Regions from separate parts of the Homo sapiens genome. Here region 2 is linked to region 1. Evidence: chromatin contacts called from ENCODE Hi-C or POLR2A ChIA-PET data. All regions are on one chromosome and are shown on one strand. Each heading gives the region's core, a stretch centred on a gene start or an enhancer-like site at or near the end of the contact. The rest is flanking DNA. Distances are from core to core; before and after follow the strand shown.

Region 1 (4,044 bases), core at 1,040-3,539:
TTTTCCTGCTTTTTGGCTGCAGGCAGTTCAAGGCTTGCCCACTGCATCGGTTCAGCTTTTCTCATAGTGATCTCAATCTTTGTTGCAGTCATAGTTACATAACTTCACTTTACATCAGTCACACCCCATAATTTCACATTTTGATGAAATCCCTTCTCTCCTTCAAATCCAATGTGCACATTTAACAACGTGCTATTTACTTCTACTCGGCTAAGTTCTGGAAGTGAATTTTTAGCATATACTGAAATGGTAACTTCACCTTCAGTCTGATGCCAGTCCTCTCTACGTGGAACATTTTCCCCAGCATCCTTTTTAGCCCATATGTGTTTCCCTGTTGAACAGCCCTCTTGGGCTAAGAATGTATTAAAATCAGAAGTTTTTCTTCTACAACAGCTCCAGTATTTCATCCCCTCATGGAAAATAGGTACTCCAGAATGATACACACAGACTTCTTCTAGACTCTCTAGACCCCGATATGTCTTTGAACACCCTCCATTCTTACATGAGGTCCCAATCTTAATTTCATCAGTCTTGTTGCTCTCTTTTTGTTTTTTTTTTTTTTTTCTGGTGGAGTCTTGCTCTGTTGCCAGGCTGGAGTGCAGTGGTGCAATCTTGGCTCACTGCAACCTCTGCCTCCCAGGTTCAAGCAATTCCCATGCCTCAGCCTCCCAAGTAGCTGGGACTACAGGTGTGCACCACCACGCCCGGCTAATATTTTGTATTTTTAATAGAGACGGGGTTTCACCATGTTGGCCAGGATGGTCTTGATCTTCTGACCTTGTGATCCGCCCGCCTCGGCCTCCCAAAGTGATGGGATTACAGGCGTGAGCCACCACGCTTGGCCTCTTCTTCTTTCTTATCTTCTTCATTCCCTGATGACAGTTTAAGTTTATCAGGTGAGGCAGATATTTTTAATTCCAAATTTGTCATTGGTGCATCTGGGCTTGGCCTTTTGATTGCTTCTACTGGCTTCGGGGCTTGAATGATGTGTTCCTGAAATTTGGGTTTCAATTCAGATAGTTCTTTCTTCTCAGTAGTCTTTACTTCAGGTTTGACTGGCTCATGTGGCTTCTCACTATTATGTCTACCTTTTGTACAGCCTACAATGCTTAAGAAATCAGAAAAATCAATTGTTCTTCTCTTATATCAAGACCAATCCTTAATGCATCGTGAAAGACTGGAACACCTGGGTGGCATATGCAAGCATCATCGGAATTGATCTCAGGATCGAAGCGCTGACCGCAGCCCCGGTTGTAGCACAGCAAGGCCATTTTCTTTTCCCACCGTCACAGGCAAGGCCCAAACACCGGGAACGGCAAGAGGGTGCATTTGCCACTCCCGTGTCGCTAGCACCGGCCTTGACAGTGGACTATTACAAGGATTTCTGTGGGCCCGCTCTGAGCCGCCGTTTCTGGCCGTGCAGACGGACTTCTACCACACGGTGGCGCTGCGGCTCTGCCATAGAAGGCTCCTCTCGGTCCAGGAGACAGGCAGGGCCGGCCACAGGACCAGCCTCCGACAGCGATTTCATCCGCACCCTGCGGGGCAACGTGGGGGCCTATCCGTAGCTTTCAGCGTTTCCTGGACCCTACCAGGACAAGAATCGCGGGGAGAGGTGCGAAGAAGGTCTGGAGAGGAGGAGGCTTGGGACAATGCAGAGTCCTGGAAGTGAGGCTGACCGCTGACCGCTGTCAGGAGGGACATGGACCGCTGCCGGGGAATCATGGGATTTCCCACCGGCCCAGTCATCTCCCACGTCGGGAAAAGGGAAGAGCTGCTTCCCCATGGCGTGTGCGCGTGGGAAGGGTCTCGGGCAGAGAAGAGGCACTTTTTCTGTCCTCCAGGCTGTTTCCGCCAAATGAAGACCTGGGCTGGAAGAGCCAGGAACAAAGAGGAGAGTCGAGTGCTGAGCACCCAGCGGGAGAGGATGCAGCCCGGTCATCTCACACCTGCTGACCACACAACATCGTCTGCGAGTTCCCCCCACCTACTTCGCCTGCAGCTGCCATTTGGGAAGATGACTCTTGCCTCTTTCACCGTCTGTTTTTTAGATTAGGACTCACGGGCCTAGGGCAGGAGTCAGCTCTTCCAGATCTTTATCGAAAAGTAACATCACACTTGTGCCCAGGGGTTCGAGACCAGCCTGGGCAACAGGACAAACCCCCTTCTCTACAAAAAAACCCACAAAATCTGTGTGGAAGGTGTGTGAACCCTTGGGAAACAGAGTTGCTGTACACGTGTATCAGGCCCTGAGCCAGCTGCAGGGTGGGCATTACTGCTTGGTGCCCTCCGCCCTCACTCTTCCTCCCTGGATGTTGAGGATGGCCCCGTAAACCTTGTTCATAGGGGTCCCTCGTTTTCTGAGACACCTCATCTGAGCACTGACGAGGGGACACAACTCTTGGCTGGGAAGCAGGAGACTGAGCATTGCCTTCAAGCCATCCCCACACATGTGACCTCAGTCAGCATTCTGCCCTTTCATGGGTGTCAGTTGTCTCGTCCATAAAATGGGATGATGTTCTTGTTCCAGCCGGCATACTGGATGACTAAATGAGGGAACAGGTAAGAAGCTGCATTGGAAAAAGGTACCATTCAGCTGCAAGACATCCTTGTGCAGTTCCCCCAGGGCTAATGGGGTTTGGTTGCCCACCTTTGCTGTGTCTCTTCGTGGCGCCAGCAGGTGGCAGCATTGCCTTTGCATGTGCCGGCTCCACCTCTGGCCTCTCCCAGACATGCAGCGTGTAGGGCAGGGGACCATTCTTCACCCAATTCATTTCAGGGGTCATGGGAAGGAGGGATCTGAAATGCCCTGAATGGGAAGGGCCTGGAAAGAAAATGAAAATCTCATTCCTCCCCTCAAAGAAACACAGATAAGCCAGGAGAGCAGGATCTGGTGCATGAGCCCAAGAGGGCTAATGTGACCACTTAGGCTGAAGGGGGACCTTACCTCTCTCTGCCACAACGGTGTCCCCCACCACCTGGAGGAGGGAACTGGGGATCCAGAAGGCTTGGGTCCTTGTCTTTGGTTGGAAAAGTCAGCCAGCATTGCAGTGGGGCAGCAGGAATTCCTCTATTTTTGTGTGTGCAACAGAGTTGAAAACTTAATTCACTCTATAATTTATTTGTGCAAAAAAAAGGTAATTTCCTTATTTATGAGTCTATAATGAATCTGGCCTTTCTTCCAACCCCTGCCTGATGATAAGCGAGAAAAACAATGAAATTTTCAACTTGATTTGAACATCCTGGGGCCAGAGAGTTTAGCCGGTCTTGTTAAGTGATCTTATTAATTTCTCTTGGATAAAATGCTTAGTTCTCAGACTGCTTTGCCCAGCTTCTCCCACTGTGGTGCTGTTGGGGTTTTGTAGACAGTCAAGGGCAGCTTGTGTGGCATCTGGTAGGAGGCATGAGTTGGGATCCTGGGGTGTGGTGTCCTCTAGACCCAGCAAGGTCCCCTGTCCCTCCTGGCCACTGATCATACTAGAAGCTGAGTTTATGAAACTCATGGTCCAGTCCCTCCTGATCTGACTAGAGCCCATGTGGCGCCCCTGGCTGGCCAGCCCTCCTGCACCTGGGCCCCTCCTCCCCACCAAGTCTCCTAGCTGTGCCACCATGGCCCCAGTAGGGCTGCTGGCTCACAGGAATGGAAGTTGGCTTTGAAAGCTGAACTTTAGTGGTGCCTCTCCCTTACCGGGGAGCCCTGGTGCTGGAGGCAGAGGCCGAGTTGGTTTGCAGCTGCCTGGGATGCCACTTCTTCCCAGAGTTCCAATGTGAGTTGGGGACAAGGGCTTCTTTCTCTCAGGGAGGGGTGAGTGGGCCAGTGCTTGGCTCTGCTTGTTATCCTTCTAATCCCCTTCGTACCATCCCCTGGGCAGGAAGGAGGGGACCAACACTCTTCCTCTTCTTGCTCAGTCATCCATTACATAAAATTCCAGGGCCACACCCAAGGAGAGGGATGAGGGAATCCAGGAAACATGCTCTCAAAAGAATAGCCTGCTTTAGAAGACTTTTGATCTGCAGCATAATCCTATTTTGCATGTCAAATAC
Region 2 (4,044 bases), core at 1,338-3,837, 170 kb after region 1:
CCGGCCCCCGGTTGTTCTTGAAAAATAATTGGAAGGTTTTGTTTTTATAATTTTAGCAAACTGATTCAAAATTCTGTTAAACTCTTTATTTGAAAAATTTTCCAAGCTTATTATTATTATTATTATTATTGAGATGGAGTCTTGCTCTGTCACCCAGGGTGGAGTGCAGTGGCAGGATCTCGGCTCACTGCAAACTCCGCCTCCTGGGTTCACGCCATTCTCCTGCCTCAGCCTCCAGAGTAGCTGGGACTACAGGTGCCCGCCACCACGCCTGGCTAATTTTTTTGTATTTTTTTTTTTTTAGTAGAGATGGGGTTTCACCGTGTTAACCAGGATGGTCTCAATCTCCTGACCTCATGATCCACCCACCTCGGCCTCCCAAAGTGCTGGGATTACAGGCGTGAGCCACCGCACCCAGCCCCGAGCTTGTTTTTTTAATTGTGTAGATAGAGTTTTTAATAACTGACATATTTACATCGTTTTCAGAACTAAGATCACCTTATGATGGCAACATTTCCAAATAACCATTTTCAAAATGTTCTCTCCCTAGCATATGTTTCATTTGAAAGCTGTTTCTCTCTCTTATTGTTGAAATGTTCACTATAATATGGTAAGACGGACTGTTTTTGTCTGAAATACCCACCGAGGTCACACACTGCTCATAGCCACTTGTAGAAAAGGTCAGTGATCTAGAACCTACTCACCTTTTTGTCAAAGAAAACTGCACAAATTGTCCTCAGATTTGATACCCACAGAACCTATTGTCTAAGGAAGAGCTTTCTGCTTTACCTCTCTCATTCATGAAGTATGGGCCCATTCTGTTTCAGGCATCATTTTTCTAAAACCAGCCACACTGGCGACGCGCTGGGGCGCTTACACAGTTATAACGAAGCCGTTCGCTGAAAGAGAGTCAGAACCGGACGGTGCCCCCCAACACATCCCACACTGAGGAACCCACCTTTGTCCCCGGAATTCCTACAGAAACTTTTGGGGACTCAGGACAGTCTGAAACTGGGACTAAGAGGGGGCATTGTGTCAATCCATTTATTAAATATTTGGCAAGTCATTCTTAAATTTCCAGATGGAAAAAACAAACTGACTCACAATATTTTTACACCTAACCCAAAGGGTCATAAGGCGCATTTCCCTTGGAGACCAAGATAGAGGGAGGGAGCTTCCATCTTTTCCCATGGGATAAGCTGGGAGATGCCTGCCCATTTTCAAAAGCCCCAGAGTCCCACCTGCTGGGTGGGACTCTGAAGGCAGAGGAGCCGTCTTTGTGGAGAGTAATATAATCAGAAGGAAACCCAAGCTTCTGAGTTCCTCAGCATCTTGCACCATCTCCTAAAGGGCGCAGGGGATACGGCAACCCCTGGAGGGGCGAGGGGGGAACCAGTGCAGTAGGCATTATCCCTGAGAGGCTCCTCCATGCATCCCTCATGGACAGGGCCTCTAATCATGGCCAGTGGGCAGGGGTGTGGGTGCTGGGTGCAGGCAGCAGCTGTGGGTGTCCGTAGGGAGCAAAGCCGTAGGGAAGGCCTTGTTGTCTTGAACCTGGAGTCATCCCAGGAGGCAGGGCCCAGAAAAGGGCCTCTCCCTGCCCCTCCCAGCTTTACAGAACCTACTGCTTAGAAGATCCTCTGTAAATATTTGTTGGATTTAGTTGAATGGAGTTGAAATCTCATTTCCTGATTCTGGTAAGGCTGGAAGTGCAGGCTGAGTGGGTGGGATCCAATTCACTGGGGGTTGGGGTGGGAGGGATGCAAGGCCATACTAGGCAGCTCAGCTCTTGGGGCATGTCCTGAACCTGGAAGACCACAGCCATTCCTGCCCTTCTACCCCACCACTACTTGTGTGAGGGTCCCCAACCCGAAAGAGGTTCCTGATCGTTCAGGACGCTAGGAAGCAGAAAGGAAGCCAAGGCCAGAGACAAGGAGAGGCTAAGTGAAGGAGGCAGCCACACCCAAAACCCCAGGAGCATCTGGGCGGCCCTCACCCCACAGGAGAACCCACCCCCCCTCCACTGCCCCACCCCGCCCTGCCCTCTAACACTGTACCAGGCAGAATGCAGCATCTCCACTGTGTGTGTGTGCGTGTGTGTGTGTGCATGTGTGTGTGCACAGCCTGAGTCTCCCTTGGACAGAGCCTTGGTCCCAATCTTGGTACTTTTTTTCCCAAGAAAGCTCGGCAGCCAGTTCTGCCGTTTTTGGCCAGGCTCTTGGGGAAGGCGGCCTGTTTGGGCACATGGGCTCCCACGTGCGCAGAAGCATCACCTGCCCTCCATGTGATGCGCACACTCACAGACCCACATGCTTACGTACTTGCAGACTCGCCCAGGCACACGTGTATCGCCACATGCAGACACGCAAGCATACACTTGCTGCACTCAGACCTCCTGGTGTGAACACACGGTGTGCACCGTCGGAGATAGCCAGTGGCCCCACGTACATGCCATCCCTCAGGCACAGAGAACCAGCCCACAGGTCCCACTTGGAGGGACATGAAGCAGACAGGGTCCCCAGGCTGTATGCTTCTCCTAGGCCGGTGTCCACCACAGTCAGCCACATACATCTGCTGCCATGACACAGGCTCCCTTTGTGCTGCCAGGCCCAGGGGGACAATGGGGGTCTGTTTCCTCCCCGGAGCTCAACACCATCCCTCTCCCCACAACACTGCCTGGCAGCCTGGGGCCTGGGAGCCCAGCCGCATGTTTCAGAGGGTTCAGAGGGTTCGGGAAACTCCCCAAGGCCACGTTCTGCATGCGGAGCTCCAGGGGAAGCCCAGTCTGGTGGGGGCTTCCAGGGGCCCCAAGGGAACTGTGGCTCCCTCTGCTCTGTGATGGGGAGGGGAGAACCGGGGTCTGCACTTATTGTGATCCTCTGGCATCCAGTCAGGCCAAGGTTGACAGTGGAGGTCCCGCTAGAGGGGGTGGCTGTGCCTGTGGGCCTGGGAAGGCCTCTCGAGCCTGGGCTGCCCTGTCCACTGCTGAACTGCACCTGCGCCGAGGCAGGCACAGACCCCTACAATGCCCGGGAGGAGAGTCTTGATTTCTCATAAGGACATGGCCACTCTGTGAATCTGAGTTTTGGGGACTTGGAGGCTGCAGCCTGCTGGTCACTTGACTCCCTCAAATGTCCCATGACCAAAGCCACTGTCGCCACCACACCCTCCATTTCTGTTTTGACATCCTTGCTACTTTTTCTGGCATTCAACACCACCTCCCTCCTGCAAAATATTCATTCAGTCTCTCAGTCACTACTGATGGAGTACTCACTGGGTACGAGGAACTGCTCTGGGCACGGGCTACTGGATTTTTCTCATTTTACTCTCTGTGACATCTTTGGACAAGTCTTAGGTTCCAGGCCAGTTGATTTTTCTTGCTTTCTTCCACATATACTGCTGTTTCTTTTTCTGTGCTGTTTGCTCATTCACCTATGAATTAATGCAATCCACATTTATTGGGCATTGGGTTGACAGATAAAATAATGCAATATTTCTATTCATTGTTATTATTTTATTATTACTATTCATTGTTTATCTGAAATTCAGAATTAACTGGGCATCTTGTATTTTTATTTGTTAAATTTGGTAGCCCTAACTGAGCACCTACTGTGAGCTGTCCTCCACAAATACAAGGACAGCAGACCCAGTGCCTGCCCCTCAGAGAGCTCCCAGTCTAGTAGGAGAGGTCCTACTATAGGCAAGAAAGGAGATCCATACCTCAAGGAAGGGTGGGGGCTCTTACAAGTGGATTCAGGGTACCATGGGTGCTCAGGGAAGGGGAACCCAACCTGGCCTTGAGTGGGAGGTGAGAAGGCTTCCTGAAGAAATTAACTTAAGTCTTAAAAATTAAGTAGGGAGTCAGGCACAATGAACAGTGGAATGGGGGCAACAGGGTGCCATTCAGTGCATTGATGCAGGGAGCCCCACAGTGAAATGGCTGCCTGCTGGGTGGGGTCAACTGGCACAGGGCTGAAGGTGTGTAAAGGAGCTGCTATCAAGGCCAGCTTGCAAGATTGGGCAGACAGAGACAAAGGACCCAGA

What was found. A loop is a pair of places that touch in the nucleus more often than their neighbours do. ChIA-PET counts read pairs that join two places held with the same protein, here RNA polymerase II (POLR2A). Pooled maps may share reads with other maps.
Region 2: a pooled map shows a loop between it and region 1 (2.0-fold over the local background). The contact joins two enhancer-like sites. A Hi-C loop is called at or near these places in 1 of 168 maps with a recorded cell type or tissue (heart left ventricle), 1 of 37 single-sample maps with no recorded cell type and 1 of 50 pooled maps. POLR2A ChIA-PET finds 5 or more read pairs at or near these places in 3 of 52 experiments (BJ, HepG2 and Panc1).

The regions. Positions count from the first base shown.
Region 1 is chr2:42,826,347-42,830,390 of GRCh38, forward strand. It overlaps the pseudogene CHORDC1P1. Among named protein-coding and RNA genes, the nearest start is that of TRI-TAT2-1, 18 kb to the left of the region's middle. Within about 2 kb of position 2,290, at least 7 of the 41 ENCODE cell types and tissues checked have a DNase peak (open chromatin) inside an H3K27ac peak, as active enhancers do.
Region 2 is chr2:42,998,049-43,002,092 of GRCh38, forward strand. No RefSeq gene overlaps it. Among named protein-coding and RNA genes, the nearest start is that of LINC01819, 39 kb to the right of the region's middle. RefSeq lists enhancers at 2,453-2,512, 2,537-3,318. Within about 2 kb of position 2,588, at least 5 of the 41 ENCODE cell types and tissues checked have a DNase peak (open chromatin) inside an H3K27ac peak, as active enhancers do.